Linked DNA regions of Homo sapiens: region 1 is linked to region 2. The links are chromatin loops, found by intact Hi-C in ENCODE. Cell type or tissue: dorsolateral prefrontal cortex. All regions are shown on one strand. Each heading gives the region's core, and the rest is flanking DNA. Links, peaks and the distances in the headings are about the cores only.

What was found. Peaks named below come from ENCODE experiments on the same cell type or tissue, not always from the same donor. Only the 100,000 strongest peaks of a DNase experiment are listed, where the experiment ranks them.
Region 1: a loop joins it to region 2, with 2.5 times the contacts of the local background. A loop is called at or near these places in 5 of 110 quality-filtered maps.

Annotation. Positions count from the first base shown.
Region 1 is chr16:3,852,436-3,862,108 of GRCh38, reverse strand. All of the region lies in intron 1 of CREBBP (CREB binding lysine acetyltransferase), which reads left to right. Among named protein-coding and RNA genes, the nearest start is that of CREBBP, 23 kb to the left of the region's middle. RefSeq lists a silencer at 2,038-2,222. In dorsolateral prefrontal cortex, for the core only: no CTCF peak of the experiment used is centred there; no DNase peak of the experiment used is centred there; H3K27ac peaks cover 4,539 bases.
Region 2 is chr16:3,769,227-3,777,384 of GRCh38, reverse strand. CREBBP (CREB binding lysine acetyltransferase) reads left to right here. Exons shown (of 31, transcript NM_004380.3): 12 at 2,692-2,816; 13 at 3,455-3,634; 14 at 6,399-6,815; 15 at 8,032-8,158. Among named protein-coding and RNA genes, the nearest start is that of TRAP1, 56 kb to the right of the region's middle. In dorsolateral prefrontal cortex, for the core only: a CTCF peak has its summit at 4,906; DNase peaks (open chromatin) are centred at 2,784, 3,550 and 4,864; H3K4me3 peaks cover 940 bases; H3K27ac peaks cover 3,591 bases.

The sequences.
Region 1 (9,673 bases), core at 970-8,969, 84 kb before region 2:
TTCCTCAATTAGAGTACAGTCCTCTGGGGAGGCCGACTTCTATTCTATCTCAAACCCAGCCGGTCCTGCACCGAGTGAGGGCCCCTGAGCAGTGACTCGCTTCCTTCTCCTGGGGAGGAGAGGGTGGGGGCTGCCGGCCGAGCTCTCTGGCTCTTCAGCAGATCAGTGATTCTGAGGAGGGGCAAGACTTACTCAAGATAAGATCACTGTTCAGAATGAAGTACAACCTCATTGTTCTGTTCTAATTAGGGATTGGTGTGTCTGCATAAAAGAAGCCTGAATTACGGAAGATTTTAGAAGGAGGTTGCTTTAATTATTTCCTAATAGTCATTGTAAAAAAAAAAAAAAAAGTTAGATGTCTTTTGGGAACTTGTTTAAATGCCTAGATAAAAATTACTTACGATGGCATAAATATTAATAAAACAGCTTTTCTCTTTCTTTTTTTTTTTTTTTTTTGGTATAGAGAGTTGTTCCATTATATTTATTTGCATAATCCCCAAGAACTTTCAAAGCAAAGTAACCTTTAATTCTACTAGAATTGCCACAGATCAGCAGGGATGAGTTTATTAGCAAGTCACTACCATTGATAAGTGGCGGCTGTTGAGCGCCTGCTCTGTACCAACCCTGGAGTGCCAGGTTCTTAAAGGCTTTGGCTGGTTCAGCCCTCATAGGTGCCTTGGGAGATGGGATTGGGACAGTGATAGTAATGACTAATATTTTTTGAGTCCTTACTGCATGCCAAGCTCAGTGCTAAATGCTGTATGGTTTAATTCTTTCATCAACGATCCTGCGAAGCAGGTGCTACTGTCCTTTATTTTATTTTATTTATTTATTTTTTTGGGACAGAGTTTTGCCCTTGTTGCCCAGGCTGGAGTGCAATGGCGCGATCTCGGCTCACTGCAACCTCCCAGTGATTCTCCTGCCTCAGCTTCCCGAGTAGCTGGGGTTATAGGCACCTGCCACCACGCCCAGCTAATTTTTTGTAATTTTCAGTATTTTTAGTAGAGACAGGGTTTCACCATGTTGGCTAGGCTGGTTTCGAACTCCTGACCATAGGTGACCCACCTGTCTGCCTCCCAAAGTGCTGGGATTACAGGCATGAGCCACTGCACCCAGCTGTCCTTCCATTTTAGAGCTAAGGAGGGGTACACAGGGAGGCAGTAGCTGTGGTGACAGCTGTGATCTGAACCAGGGCTTGGTTGAGTACTCTTCTCACTACACCAGACTGCACTTCCTGTGTCCGTAGTGTCTAATTAGTAATAGATCAGTAAACACACCGAGAGCGTAGTGTGGCCTCCAGGTCATTTAACAATAATAATAACAACACTGTGAATCCTTCCACCACTCTCTAGATTCCTCATCTCTAGGAGTGAACTTTTCCAGGATGCTTTGCCCTTGCTGGATCAAGTTTTTTGTATGTAGTTTTTTTCCTTCAAATTTTGTTTTAATTAACAAATAAAAATTGTATGTATTTATCATATACAACATGATGTTTTGAAATATCTATACATTGTGGATTGGCTAAATTGAGCCAATTAACATGTGCATTACCTCTTCCTGTGTCCGTTAACTTAGAAATTAAAAATTCTTTTTGGAGCCACAGTGGCACATGCCAGCAGTCTTGGCTACTTGGGAGGCTGAGGCAGGAGGATTGCTTGAGTCCAGGAGTTTAGGAGTTTGAGGCTACAGTGAGCCATGATCACACTTGTGAATGGCCACTGCACTCCAGCCTGGGCAACACAGACCCCATCTCTTAAAAAAAATTCCTTTTGGAAGTTTTTCGAGGGTAGGTAAATAGGTGAATAAAAATGTTTAGCTTTTGAAAGATTTAATAGAAGCATTTGAGTAGTCAGGGCTATAGTACAAGTCTGAGGATGTAGGGAAAAATCAGGTTTCTCCTATACTCCTTTATTCCTATACTCAGTGTCAACAGTCGACACAGAACACCTCTGGGACCAGATTTGTGGAGATGCCCCCAGCCACACACACACACCGAGTAGGCACTCGGTGCTGCAGCAGACGCCAGCTGACAGGCAGATGGTGTCAGATCCCACGGTTGAGGGCTCAGTCCTCAAGACTGCCCCCGCCCCCCACCATTTGCAAGCCCCAAGTTGTTTTACCTGTGCTTCTGACTGGCTATAAATGGGGTTCCCACAAGCCCCTCCTTGGGTTCAATTAATTTACTAGAGCGGTTGACAGAGCTCAAGGAAACATGTTTACTGGTTTTTTATTGTAAAGGATATTATGAAGGATACCACTGAATATCAGGTGATAGGGCAAGGCGTGTGAGAGGGCCATGTAGCCTTTTTGCCCCGTCCAGGTGTGCCACTCTTCAGGAACCTCCATGTGTTCAGCTATCTGGAAGCTCTCTGAACCCTGTACTTGTGAGTTTTTATGGAGGCTTCATTACATAGGCATGATTGATTAAACCATTGGCCGTTGGTGATCAACTTAAGCTTTAGTATCTCTCCCTTCCCTGGAAATTAAGGATGGGCTGAAAGTCCCAGTCCTCTAATCAGTCATGCCTTGGTCTTCCTGGTGACCAGCTCCTGTCCGAAGCTACCTAGGAGCTGCCAGCCATCAGTCAATTCGTGAGCATACGAAAAGACATTACTGGTTGGGTGTGGTGGCTCACACCTATAATCCCAGCAATTTGTGAGGCCGAGGCGGATGGATCACCTGAGGTTGGGAGTTCTAGACCATTCTGGCCAACATGGTGAAACCCCGTCTCTGCTGAAAATACAAAAAATTAGCCGGGTGTGGTGGTATGCGCCTGTAATCCCAGCTACTTGGGAGGCTGAGGCAGAAGAATTGTTTGAATCCGGGAAGTAGAGGCTGCAGTGAGCCAAGATCGTGCCACTGCACTCTAGCCTAGGCGACAGAGCCAAAAAAAAATAAAAATAAAAAAATAAAAAATAAAAATTCTATTTTGGAGATTCCAAGGATTTTAGGAGTTGTATGCCAGGAGACAGGGTGGAAGACCAAATACATAGTCACAGTATTACAAAAGTAATGCAAAAGACAATCTAAAGAAACCATGAAAAAAAAATCTAAAGAAAGGAGACCTTTTTCACAGGAAATAGGGATGTGAGAGAGAAATTAGGAGTGGGTGAGGAAGAGAAAATATGTGTGGGAGGGAAAGCAGAGAAGTATGAACACATCACAAAACAGCATCTGAACTCTTACATGCTTATTTCTTACACTACTGTTGCTCATCCTACATTATGCCATTTAATCTGTGTATCAATTCTAGGGTTGGGGTTCATTGATGCTGAGTTTGTAGCCAAAGAGTGAAATATACTTGGGTGGTCCCCTAAAAGGTAAAGAGGGCAATAGGAAAAAGTCTTAAAGAGAAAGATGACCCAGTGTAATATTTCTAGAGAATTCGTTATTGTTTCTGTTTTCAGAAAGTAGTAGTAAACATTAAGATTACTGCTTTATATCTTTGACTAGACAAGCAGCTTGTTGATACTGTGTATCCTCTATAATGTGAGCACTCATTCAGCACGTGGGTTTATTGAGTGCCTAGTACATACGAAGCATTTTATGCTAGGCACTGAGTAGATAAGCAAGACAGGATCCCTGCTTTCAGGGAGCTTACAGCCCCACGCACGTTATAACGTGAAATTGTTAGCATAATTTTAACGCATTGTGTCTGTAGGAGCATAAAAGAGTTCTTATTTCCAGGAGAAGGTGTGATAGACCAGTCCTGTCAGTACAAATAATCTGGGGCTCCAAGTGGAATTCAAAGAAGAAAATAAGGTATTATGGAAGAGGAGGCTGTAGAAAACCTGAAGAAAGGTGTGTTTTGTGGATACTTTGGCTGATGGCTTTGAAATTTTTTTCAGATGAGGCTGTTTTCAAATGTTATTGGCTGCACAGATTGATTTAGCCACCCACCTGGTGTTTGATTCTAGTAGTTCATTCCTTGCTTAAGGTGAAATGCTGATTTCTGATCATCATTATTAAGAATGGATCCTGGAACAGATGTAGGTACCATTTGTCTTTCAGTGTTTAGGAGTGATCCCCACCTAACAGTCTGCATGCAGACCACCGGCTTGGGTTTCCTAGTATAGAAGTGAATGTCCTCTGTACCTTGCTTGGTAAACAGTTGCCTTTCCTGAGGCTGGCTGAGTTTGGCTGTAACTTTCTCCTTCCTAAGTCCCTACTATTTTCCTCATTCCTCACTGGGTCTTCCCAGCCTCGTATGAGTGTGATAGAAATGGGGAAATGTGTAGCCTCTCTTTTCTCTCATTTCAGCTTAATGAAAGGGGTAGCCTCCTGGTTGGCAGCCAGGAAGCTGCAAAAGGGAAAATTCCTTTCCCTAGCTATGGAAGTATGACAGGCAGTGTTCGCTATTTGATATCGGCTGGTGAAGTTTCCTTGAGGTGCAAATGCTCTGGGTGCAGGGTGCCCACAGTCTCCTTTTCTTTGCATTCTCCCGGGCCCCCTGGTAACGGTCAGAGAGAAGAGGGCTTACCTGGGACTGGATCGCTGTCAATCGTGAACCTTAGGAACTTCCGATGATACAGATTGCTCTTGCTTAACCCATGTGTTGGGACACTTTGGTGTGTAGAAAGCAAAGCTGTGTTGTGTTGCAATATCCTGGCCTGCCTCCTTCACTCCCCTTTGTCAGTTTTGCTGAACTAGGGAATATGGAAATGTGGTGACAGTGGTAAACAGAAGGGTGATGGTACGACTACGTGTGCGCCCTATCTTGCCTTTTAAAAAGCCACACCTGTATATTTGGTTTTACACATATTCATATGGTGAATTACAGAAGAAGAATTTGTCTAACTCTGCCTTCACCCAAACAGCTGGTATATGTATTTGGACTGAAATAGGATGAAAAAGTGGTCACGGTGGTCAGAGTGTAGCAGACCAGTGAAAAACAAAAACACTAGCCCAGGACATAAGCCCTGCTTACAACTTTGAAACTTGCCTGTGAATTTGATAAGAACTAGAATAAACCATAAATGAAAACTGATAGCTCTGAGAGTGGCAGGATGATGGGTGAAGTTTTTAACTCTGGGGCGTTGGTACCCTTGTTTTACAGGTGAGGGTATGAAGATGCAGAGATGAAGCAGTTTGCCTAAGGATGCAGGATTTCAACTCCTGTGCTCAGCTTCCAGCTGTTCTGTTCCCATTGTTCTACACTGAGGCCAGCCCTGCCCTGGGTTTCACTAAGTACTCTCTGAGTTTATCTGCTCTTCTGTGGCCTGGCCTCCCTCTCCTAGGAAGAGTGCTTAGGGATGTTCAAAATAGCCAGTTAGGTCGCCTTTTGCAGATTTTTCCAAACTTAAATATAAAATATTTGGCCCTTGTTTGCTTCTGGGTTACAGTGCTTGACACGGTCTCTTCATCCTCGCCCTGGACAGAAAGGAAGGAGAGCTGATCTCTAATGGTAATGGCTCCAGTTCCTGGTTTAGATGAAGTTTCATTTTCATGCTCATCAGTTAAGGAACACTGCATTTTTAAAAGTAGTTATTTTGGGCTGCAGTGGCTCATGCCTGTAATCCCAGTGCTTTGGGAGACTGAAGTAGGAGTATTTCTTGAGGCCAGGAGTTTGAGACCAGCCTGGGCAACATAGCAAGACCCCATCTCTACAAAAAAAAATTTTTTTAATTAGCTGGCAAGCCTGGGAAACATGGCGAAACCCTGTCTCTCCAAAACAGTACAAAAATCAGGTGGGTGTTTTGGTGCAGGGCGGAAGCTGCATTGAGCCTGCAACTTCACTGCACTCCAGCCTGGGTGCCGGAGCAAGACCCTGTCAAAATAATTATTTAATTAATTCATTAATTAAAAATAAAATAAAAAATGAGCTGTTTGTGGTGGGGCACACCTGTGGTCCCAGCTATAGGGGGCTGAAGCGGGAGAATTGGTTGAGTCCAGGAGTTTGAGGATACAGTGAGCTGTGATTGTGCCATTGCACAGAGGTGACAGAGCAAGACCCTATCTCTAAAACATAAAATAAAAAATAAAATGTTGTTATTTGGGGGGGTACATATTTTCTTTTTTCCTTTTATTTGTAGTTGACATGTGATTGTATATATTAAGGGGTTACAGAATATTTTGTAACATGCATGCAATGCATAATGAGCAAATCATAGTAATTAGGATATCTACCACCTCAAACGTTTATCATTTGGGTTGGACAAAAATATTTATTAAGGAGTACCGAGTAAATTTGTGTGTGCAGGTGGACAAAGCCTGGAGGGCAACAAACAAAACAGTAGTTATGATAGAGAGGACTTTTTAATACATATTTAATAAATATTGTACAGTTTGTGTCTGGACACCTCAGTGAATCTCCAAATTTAGGATAGCAAAATAGCGTAAAAACTATGGATTGGAACCCTCAGAAGCATGTTGAGACCTATTTCACCAGGTACAGGCCCTGTGCCCTCATGGAACTGTCTGCTGTATCCGGGATCAGATTCCTTTCTCTTCAAAATGACATGCCCTGTAACCATGAGGAGGTACCCCAAATTGAAGGACCTTCTACAATAACAACTGGCCTCTATTCTTCAAAAATGTCAGTTATGGCCGGGTGCAATGGCTCACGCCTGTAATCCTAGCACTTTGGGAGGCTTAGGCGGGCGGATCACCTGAGGTCAGAAGTTCGAAACCAGCCTGGCCAACGTGGCGAAACCCCGTCTCTACTAAAAATACAAACGTTAGCCGGGTGCGGTGGTGCACGCCTGTAATCCCAGCTATTCTGGCTGAGGTTGGAGAATTGCTTGAACCCGGGAGGCAAAGGTTGCAGTGAGCCTGGATCGTGCCACTGCACTCCATCTAGCGTGGGCAACAGAGCAAGACTCTGTCTAATAAACAAATAAGAATAAAATGTCACTTACGAAAGACAAAGGCCAGGGAACCTTTGATCCTTTTTCGATTAAACAAGGTGACAAAGACATGACAATTAAATGCACCATGATCCTGAATTAGATCTTGGATCTTGTAATCTCATGGCTATAGGACATGTCATTTTGAAGAGACAGATGTGTGATAAAGATCATTATTGGGACAACCAGCAAAATTTGAGTAAGGGCAGTATATTCAGTATTGTATCAGTGTTACATTTCCTGAGTTGCACATGCATACTGTGATTATGTAAGAGGATGTTGTTAGGAGATACGTACTGAAGTACTTAGGAGAACAGTGTTATTTCGTCTGCAACTTACTCTCAGTCTCGGTTTTTCTTCAAAAACTGTTACATGCATGTACACACTCCTAAATCACATCTCATTCCTTACAGACAGGTGGGAAGATAACAAGTGTGTGTTAGACGTGGTTTTCTAGACTGACAAGAGGGACTGGTCTGTTCTGCAGGGGCAGCCCAAAGAAAGTCTTCATAGTTGCTGTGTTTAATCTGAGTGGGAACTGAGGTGAGTTTTAGAATGAGAGATTCAAGAAGAAAGATTCCCAATGCCTGTGCCAGCTCTCAGTGTTGTGGCTGGAAAGTAGGGGGCATCTGGTGTTGTCCTGTAAAGGAAGGCCAAGAAGATAGCCTCACGTGCCATGAGAAGGTGTTTGAACTTCTTCCATAGACATGATGGGTCTGTTAGGGTTAGGGTGAGGTTAAACTCCAGCTAAAATGGCTTAAGTGATAGTAAGTGTATTTTCTCACATAACATGAAGTTTGAAGGTGGGGAAGTACTAGGGTTGCATCACTCAGCAGTTCAGAGATGATCTCCCCACCCCAGGTGTTTATGTTTTTGGCTACAGCCATCCTTAGCATGCAAGTGGTGTCTGCTCTCCTGGCTACAGGGTGATTGTCACCTGCCCATGACGAGATCTGGTGAAGAAGAGGAGGGAGATTTCTTTCTGAGCATCCATTGCTGTGAGGAAGGAACACCTTTTCCACAATGGTCCTGGTTCAGTGTACCTTCAGATTCCCTTAGCTGAGATTGTGTCACTTGCAAAGGGGAACGTGATCGTGGTGGTGGGCTTATCTGGTTACTCTCCCTCCTGTGGCCAGGGAACGTTCCTCAGAGGAACCTCCCAGGCAGCCACTTCAGATCATGTGGGTGTTGCCAGCAGCATGGGGCCAGGGGTATTGGGTGAGCAGACATTAGGGTCTGCCACCATGCAGAAAAAAGGTTTTAATTTTCTTTTCTTTTTCGTGTGTGTGTGTGTGTGTGTGTTTGTTTGTTTGTTTGTTTGTTTTTGAGACGGAGTTTCGCTCTTGTTGCCCAGGCTGGAGTGCAATGGCGATATCTCAGTTCACTGCAACTTCCACCTCCCAGGTTCAAGCGACTCTCCTGCCTCAGCCTCTCGAGTAGCTGCAATTACAGGCGCCTGCCACCACGCCCAGCTCATTTTTGTGTTTTTAGTAGAGATAGGGCTTCGCCATATTAGCCAGGCTGGTCTTGAACTCCTGACCTCAGATCGTCTGCCTGCCTTGGCCTCCCAAAGTGCTGGGATTACAGGCATGAGCTACCGTGCCTGGCCGATGTATGGTGTTTTTTGTTTGTTTGTTTTTTTGAGATGGAGTCTCACTCTGTTTCCCAGGCTGTCATCCAGGCTGGAGTGCAGTGGCGCAATCTTGGCTCACTGCAAGCTCTGCCTCCTGGGTTCACGCCATTCTCCTGCCTCAGCCTCCAGAGTAGCTGGGACTACAGGTGCCTGCCACCACACCTGGCTGATTTTTTATATTTTTAGTAGAGACAGGGTTTCACCGTGTTAGCCAGGATGGTCTCAATCTCCTGACCTCGTGATCCGCCTACCTTGGCCTCCCAAAGTGCTGGGATTACAGGCGTGAGCCACCGCACCCGGCCTGATGTTTTAAAGTATTATACAGCCGCTTATTAAACCTCCTGTTATGGATAGCAGTAATAATAATAGACAGTACTTAGCATTTACCACCCATAGGCACTGTTTGTTCTCAGTCGTGTTTTACACTTACTTATTCATTTGGTCCTCACAACAGCGTTATGAGGTGTAGGGGCCATTGTTACCCCTAGTTTCCAGATGAGGAAACTGAGGCAAAGAAAGGCTGAGTAACCTACCAAGGTCACATCACTAATGAATAGGGAGCTGGAGGCAGAGCTGGTGTCCAGTGTGGGCAGCCCCAGTATAGAGTCTGTAACCACTAGGAAAAACTGCCTCTGGGTATTTTTTGTGCTTTTTTTTTTTTTTTGGATGCTACAGATAATACTAAGATGAACATATTTCTACATACTTCTTCCTTGCACATACATGAATAGCCTGGCCGTTGTGGGTTAGAGTGCGTGGGAAATGAGAGGGTAGAGATGACATGTGTAGACCACGCTTCAGAGAAAAGTTACTTTGAAAGGGACCAGAAAAAGGGTTGTTTTAGTTCCCATTTGTTTCCTTATCAGGAAAGACGGATTATTTTGTTTAGTGTTTTATTTCCCTTTGGGGTGAAGACCTGCTTATGTCTTTTGTCCATTTATAGTCGGGAGTCACTGTGCTTCTCATCTTCCTGTATGATTGACATTTACCCCTTTCATATACTACAAATACTTTTAGGCTCTTATTTTTAACTCTTTGTAGTTTCTGTGTATGTCTTTATTATCATTTGCTGCAGCTTCAACACTTTTAAGAAATCACTGATTTCATTTTGCGTTAAAGCTAGTTTACTTCTTGTATTTTAACTTTTAAATAATGTAATCGGCCGGGCACGGTGGCTCACACCTGTAATCCCAGC
Region 2 (8,158 bases), core at 159-8,158:
TTTATTTATTTATTTATTTCTATTTTATTTTATTTTATTTTTATTTTTTTGAGATGGAGTCTCGCTCTGTCGCCCAGGCTGGAGTGCAGTGGCTCCATCTTGGCTCACTGCAAGCTCCGCCTCCTGGGTTCACACCATTCTCCTGCCTCAGCCTCCTGAGTAGCTGGGACTACAGGCGCCCACCACCACGCGTGGCTAATTTTTTGTATTTTTAATAGAGACGGGGTTTCACCGTGTTAGCCAGGATGGTCTTGATCTCCGTGATCCGTCCACCTCAGCCTCCCAAAGTGCTGGGATTACAGGAGTGAGCCACTGCACCCGGCCTTAGCTTTTTATTTTACTTTATTTTCTTTTCTTTTATTTTTTTGAGACAGAGCCTTACTTTGTTGCCCAGGCTGGAGTGCAGTGGCACGATCTGGGCTCACTGCAAGCTCCGCCTCCCGGGTTCATGCCATTCTCCTGCCTCAGCCTCCATAGTAGCTGAGACTACAGGCACCTGCCACCACGCCCAGCTAATTTTTTGTATCTTTTTTTTTAGTAGAGATGGGGTTTCACCATGTTAGCCAGGATGGTCTCAATCGCGTGAACTTGTGATCTGCCCACCTTGGCCTTCCAAAGTGCTGGGATTACAGGCATGAGCCACTGCACCCGGCCAGCTTTTTATTTTTTTAATGGATGGTGAAGGGGGTGTGGTACGTTACTCTTAGGAAGAGTCCGAGAAAGAAGCACCCTAGATGTGGGGAGGGAGTGCTTCTGAATGCTGAGAAGGAGAAGCATGCAAGACAGTCCTAGACTGCTGAGCACTTGCAGAGGCTGAAATGGGGACGGCACGGGCTGCTCTTGGCCCTAGGGGTTAAGCCCAGCTGGCTGGATGTCAACTTCTGGAGAGAGTGTACACACAGGTCCTGTGCCAGGTTGGGGTGTCAGCAGCTGTCTCAACAACCTTGAAAGGTTCTTAAGTAGAGAGCCTCTGGTTTTTGGTTGGTTGAAGCAGTGATTTTTATTTTGGGGCAGGGAGCATTTGAAAACCCTGTAGCTCTTGACCATTGAGACCCAAGCAGGAGGACATTTTTCCAGGTTGTGAAACAAGGTGGTGACATTATCCAGAAGACTCTAAGGAAAGAGGCTTTGCTCAGGCTTTGATTTTTGAAAGAAATCAAGGAGTCAGGCTGGGCACAGTGGCTCACACCTGTAATCCCAGCACTTTGGGAGGCCGAAGCAGGAGGATCACTTGAGGTCAGGAGTTTGAGACCAGCCTAGCCAACATGGTGAAACCCCCGTCTCTATTAAAAATACAAAATTTAGCCAGGCATGGTGGTGCACACCTGTAATCCCAGCTACGCGGGAGGCTGAGGCAGGAGAATTGCTTGAACCCAGGAGGCGGAGGCTGCAGTGAGTTGAGATCACACCACTGCACTCCAGCCTGGGCAACAAGAGCGAAATCTCATCTCAAAAAAAAAAAAGAAAGAAATCAAGGAGTCAGAGAAATTGAGCCTTGGGAAAGTGGCTGGATGCTGTGTTGGGGATTGGTCCAGGACTTCAGCCTGGATAGGAAGATGCTGCTGGTGTGGGGTATGATGCCCCTGCTGTTTACCAGCAGAATATTGGAATAGATGTTTTCTAGTTATGCACTTAGCAACCTCCCTACCAGCACATCTGGGTAAATACAGATTTCTTTAAGTGCTGTTCCTTAGTAATTGTTTTTCATTTTGTTTAAAAAAATTCTCAAGGAGTGGGGAAGCTTACATTATAGACTCCCTGGAAAGTCTTCCTGGTCTGCATCGGCACTCCGTTATTTGAGGGTACCATTTCTAGGTAGCCATTGAAGGTAGTGCTCCGTGAGTCATCCTTTGAGCCTTCTCATGACTACAGCAGCGCTAAGGCAGCACCTTCCAGAAATTCTCTAAAGGGTTCTGTCAGATTCTAGTGTTGGTCCTAAGACTAATTTGAACTGGTGCTTCTTTAGAACTCAGAGTTTACAGAGTATTATTGGAAATTGGAAGGAACTAGACACCGCAGTCTGGAGACACTTACTGGCTGTGAAGTGTCTTTCAGTGATGTGGTGTTCCTGTAAACTACAGGAGGCTAAGGTTGAGGACGGCTGACCCTTGGGCACTTCTTAATGCTTAAGGTGCTTGCAAAATTAAAAGAACATTTGGAGACTTAGCACAGATTCTAACAATGAATGTAAACCCAGCAAGGAGCTGGGAATCCTCGGATGATGGGCGTCAGCTGCTCCAGAGGCATTAGGTATGGGTGTGCACAGAAGCTTGCCCTGGTCTCTGGAAACATCTCTTCTGTAGCTTGTGAGGGTGCTGTCCTTTCAGGGCACCTCCTCACCCTCTTTGTTGCTATGACACTTTGGTACTGTGCCCTCTGGCTCAGCTCTACCACAGCCTCGTTTAATGTCTCACTTGTTCCTGTCTTACCCAACCTTATGCCTTCATGTCCTCGTCCTTCCCTGGTACCCCTCACCATGCCACCGTCACCACCCCCACATTGATGCCGTTTTCTCTGGATATGGAGAAGTCTGTTCCTTCATCATCTTCATTGATTAATTGGGTGATTTCTTTTCAGTTTTCTGTTGCCTGTGCGTTCCATCTTATTTTACTTAAGAGTTTATTTAGCAAGTTGTAATTCTGTTTTCCTGTGGGTGCTTTTCCTAATGAACCGTTGTGGGTACATTTACAGGGATGAATTCATTTAACCCCATGTCCTTGGGGAACGTCCAGTTGCCACAAGCACCCATGGGACCTCGTGCAGCCTCCCCAATGAACCACTCTGTCCAGATGAACAGCATGGGCTCAGTGCCAGGGGTAAGTGTTCTCTTTCGCTGTGCTGCAGATAGCCCTCCCTCTCACATGGAACATTATCTAAGCAGCAGAATTCATGTCACTTGAGAATCCTGTGGTTCTTGTTCCTTTGAATTTGGGTTATGCTTTATTTCTTTCATCTCTCATTTTAAAAAAATTATTACTACACAGAATTATTTGACTGTTAGTTATTTTATTGGAATAACAAATTCATAGGAATGTGTGGCTTTGTGAGAATGTGGGAGTTCCAAGGCTGGAGAAGGCAGCCTCAGATATGTGGCCAGCAGGGAATTGTCAGCATCTGTTGACTGAGAGCTCGCTGTTCCGAGGCTGCTTTCTAAACACTTTAGAGAACTCATAGGCATGTCTTAAACTTTAAATTATAGCCTGCTATTGATTTCTATTCAGAGGACATTTTGAAGCTGGCTCATTTGAGAGATTGCCTGAGAAAGTGTGTAAGGTGCCCAGGAGCGCGGGAGTTCTTAGCAAGTGGTGGTCTCTTCCCATGAGGAAGGGCAGGATGTGAGCCCTGTGCTTGCCATCCTCTGGGGTTGTGAAGCCTTGGATCATTCTGGCTCACCTTGAAAACTCTGGCCGTCAGCTTCCGAACTACAGCTCTGGTGGTGCTTGTTGTCTCGTAGATGGCCATTTCTCCTTCCCGAATGCCTCAGCCTCCGAACATGATGGGTGCACACACCAACAACATGATGGCCCAGGCGCCCGCTCAGAGCCAGTTTCTGCCACAGAACCAGTTCCCGTCATCCAGCGGGGCGATGAGTGTGGGCATGGGGCAGCCGCCAGCCCAAACAGGCGTGTCACAGGTACTGTGCCCCACTGGGACCGTGGCTCCCTAGGAAATAAAATTCTTGTGTTAAGTTTTGGTTTTTTTTTTCTGTCTTCCTTCGTGGAAATTAAAATTCCAGAATGCACATTTCATGTCTTTGTATCAGCTTCTCTTTGTTTTCTCCACCTTTGTCCTGTAGTCCTTAACTCGTTTGGAATTTCTCTTATCCTTTCTGGGTTAACTATATGCAAAAGTGGGAATGGATTTAGAATTTTTGGTTTGTATGCTTTTGTGTTTTGATCTTTGAGTTTTTGTTTTCTTATTTTTTGTTTGTGTATTTTAAATTCTAACTTTAACGTGACCCTGAGAGGCATTAGGATTTTAAAAAGCGAGTGAGAAGGACCCATGAATTCACTCTTGATGATTTGGCTTTTGTTTCTTTTGACCTGTCTCCACTGCCAGGTGAAATCAAGCTAACAGAATCATTTCAATAGTTCCCTTCTTGTTAAATGTTTTTAATTTCTCAATCTAGAGCTGAAGAAATTGATTTTCCATTTATTCCTTCCTTTTTTCCTCTTTTGTTAGTTGTAGTGCGTATCATTGCTACTGTATACAAAATATACATGTATTTAAAACACACCAAATCCTCCCTAAAAGATAAAATTCTTGTTTTAAGTTTTTTTTTGTTTGTTTGTCTGTTTTAAGACAGGGTCTCGTTTTGTTGCCCAGACTGGAGTGCAGTGGTACAATCTCGGCTCTGCAACCTCCGCCTCCCGGGTTCAAGCGATTCTCCTGCCTAAGCCTGCCAAGTACCTGGGGTTACAGATGCCCGCCACCACACCCAGCTAATTTTTTTTTTTTTTTTTTTTTTTGTATTTTTAGTAGAGACGGGATTTCACCATGTTGGCCAGGCTGATCTCGATCTCCTGACCTCAGGTGATCCACCCACCTCGGCCTCCCAAAGTGCTGGGATTACAGGAGTAAGCTACCGTACCCAGCCTTGTTTTGAGTTTTTAATGTGAAATAATGCTGCATAAGTCATTATTATATATTAGATTTCCTCACTAAATGATTATTCTTAACTTTCCATAACATTTCATTTCTCTAGAACAAGGATTAGCAAACTTCGTGTAAAGGGCCAGATACTAAATATTTTCAGCTTTGCAGGCCATTCAATCTTGGTTTTCATCACTTCTGTTCTTGTAGTGCAGAAGCTGCTGTGGTACATAAATGAGGTGGCTGTGTGCCAATAAAGCTTTATTTACAGAAACAAGCAGCTCAGTGTGTTTGCCCTGGGAGATTGCCAACCCCTGCTCTAGAACAGTGATTCAGAATCATTTTTAAAATGTTCACAAATAATTCTGAAGTGTATCCCCAGTATAGAACCACTGCACTGAAACAGTTCTCTTTCAGTAACTAACGTGTGTGTGTGTGTGTGTGTGTGTGTGTGTGTGTGTGTTTGTGTTTCAGAGAGAATTTTTTTTTTAAATTTTTAATTGTTAAGGGTACTTATGGATGTATATATTTATGGTCAATAACTTTTATTCTTATTTTTATTTATTTATTTTATAGTCCCCAGGGAAGAAGCAACTTAAAAAAAAAATACCTTTTTCTAAGCTAAGCTTAGAAAATGTTAAAGAACATTGGGTACATGTTATAGAACATGAAGCTTATAGGCTGGGTCAATGTACAGTAGCTCCCCCAATCTGTCATTTCACTTTCTGAGGTTTCAGTTACCTGGGGTCAACTGTGGTCCAAAAATATTAAATGGGAAATTCTGGGAATAAACAATTCATAAATTTTAAATTAATTAGCTAGGCATGGTATTGCACGCCTGTAATCCCAGCTACTGAGGAGGCTGAGGCAGGAGAATCACTGGAACCCGGGAGATGGAGGTTGCAGTGAGCCAAGATCATGCCATTGCACTCCAGACTGGGTGACAGAGCGAGACTCTGTCTTTTTTTTTTTAAAAAAAAAAAAAAAAAGTTTTAAATTGAGTGCCATTCCAAGTTGCATGATGAATTCTGTCACCATCCCACTCTGTGCCCCCAGGGATGTGAATCATTTATTTGTCCAGCATTTCCACACTGTAGACACTACCCACCTCTTAGTCACTGAGTGTCCACCTTGGTTGTCAGATCCAAAAATCTTGGTAAATATTGGGTTCAGTACTATCCGCAGTTTCAGGCGTTCCAAGACTGGGGGTCTTGGAATGTATCCGAGTGGATATGAGGGGACTGCTGTAGATGTGTGTGTTTAAGCCATAAGTTTCAATGGTTGTTTTAATTATATAAATCAGACTATAAGAAACGTGTGTAGTTTTACCGTTATTGAGGAGTGCCCATTACAAGTGTATAGCTCGATGAATTTTCACAAGCAGAACACTCCCAAGAAAATGTGATTAAATTCCCATACATTTGGCTGGGCGCGGTGGCTCACGCCTGTAATCCCAGCACTTTGGAAGGCCGAGGCGGGAGGATCACTTGAGGTCAGGAGTTTGAGACCAGCCTGGACAACATGGCAAAACCCGATCTCTACTAAAAACAGAAAAATTAGCTGGGCGTGGTGACGGGCACCTGTAATCCCTGCTACTCGAGAAGCTGAGACAGGAGAATTGCTTGAACCCAGGAGGCGGAGGCTGCAGTGAGCCGAGATCGCACCATTGCATTGCAGCCTGGGCGACAAGAGTGAAACTGTCTCAAAAAAAAAAATTTTTTTTTCATACATTTAATTTTTCAAATGTTTCATCACATTTTCAAACGGGGGAAATAATTTTACCATACTCTGTCCATTTCTGGTAGGGACAGGTGCCTGGTGCTGCTCTTCCTAACCCTCTCAACATGCTGGGGCCTCAGGCCAGCCAGCTACCTTGCCCTCCAGTGACACAGTCACCACTGCACCCAACACCGCCTCCTGCTTCCACGGCTGCTGGCATGCCATCTCTCCAGCACACGACACCACCTGGGATGACTCCTCCCCAGCCAGCAGCTCCCACTCAGCCATCAACTCCTGTGTCGTCTTCCGGGCAGACTCCCACCCCGACTCCTGGCTCAGTGCCCAGTGCTACCCAAACCCAGAGCACCCCTACAGTCCAGGCAGCAGCCCAGGCCCAGGTGACCCCGCAGCCTCAAACCCCAGTTCAGCCCCCGTCTGTGGCTACCCCTCAGTCATCGCAGCAACAGCCGACGCCTGTGCACGCCCAGCCTCCTGGCACACCGGTAAGCCTCTCTGTCTCTGCTGTTTTTGGGCCAAGACTCTTAGAAGATAATTTTCCCATAAAAATTGTGTGTCAGGCCAGGCGCGGTGGTTCACACCTATAATTTCAGCACCTTGGGAGGCCAAGGTGGGAGAATCACTTGAGCCCATGAGTTCAAGACCATCCTGGGCAACATAGTGAGACCTCGTCTCCAGCAAAAAAAAATTTTTTTTAACCAGACAAGCATGGTGGTGTGTGCCTGTAGTCCTGTAGTCCCAGCCACTCAGAAGGCTTAGGTGGGAAGATCACTTGAGCCTAGGAGGTACAGGTTACAGTGAGCCAAGATCACGCCACTGTACTCCAGCCTGGGCAACAGAGCGAGACATTGTCATCTTTTGTTTGTTTACTTAAAACTCCATTGAGGCTGGGCGCGGTGGTTCACGCCTGTAATCCCACTACTTTGGGAGGCTGAGGCAGGCGGATCACCGGAGCTCAGGAGTTCGAGACCAGCCTGGCCAAAGTTGTGAAACCTTGTCTCTACAAAAATATAAAAATTAGCCGGGCATGATGGCTGGTGCCTGTATTCCCAGCTACTCGGGAGGCTGAGGCGGGAGAATCGCTTGAGCCTGGGAGGCAGAAATTGTATCGAGCCGAGATTGCGCCATTGTACTCCAGCCTAGGTGACAGAGTGAGACTCCGTCTCAAAAAAAAAAAAATTCCATTGAGTAAGAATTTGCAAATTAGGAATTCTTTTAGTGGTTCCTTCGTGTAATGTTCATTTACTCCACCAGCACCCGTGTTCCTACCGTTCACACAGGCTGGGTAACACTGTCTTTGGGTAGGCACTTGATTTCCCTCCCTTCAGATGTGCTTAGGCATTCATAATTCAGCCTTTTACCATACACATTAACCACCATATTGAAGGGAATTAATTTCAAAATATGAGATTTCATGATTTAGCTAGAAAACTTCGAGAAAATAAATTTATGTCAAAGTTTGAAAAGCTCTGCTGTTTCCTCTGCCTTTGTGGCAAGACCTGAGTTGTACCTCTGGCTGCTGTTACCTCCCTCTAGAACTCATTCCTACTTTAACCCCTGTTCTTCGGTTTCACAGAAGGGCACCTGCTGGATCAGTATTGAGAAATGTTAATGGGAAATTGTAGGTTGCATGAGCAGCATAGTTGAAGATCATTTATGTTACCTTGCTTACTGAAGTCAGTGCTTTCGGTTTTTTCACAGCTTTCCCAGGCAGCAGCCAGCATTGATAACAGAGTCCCTACCCCCTCCTCGGTGGCCAGCGCAGAAACCAATTCCCAGCAGCCAGGACCTGACGTACCTGTGCTGGAAATGAAGACGGAGACCCAAG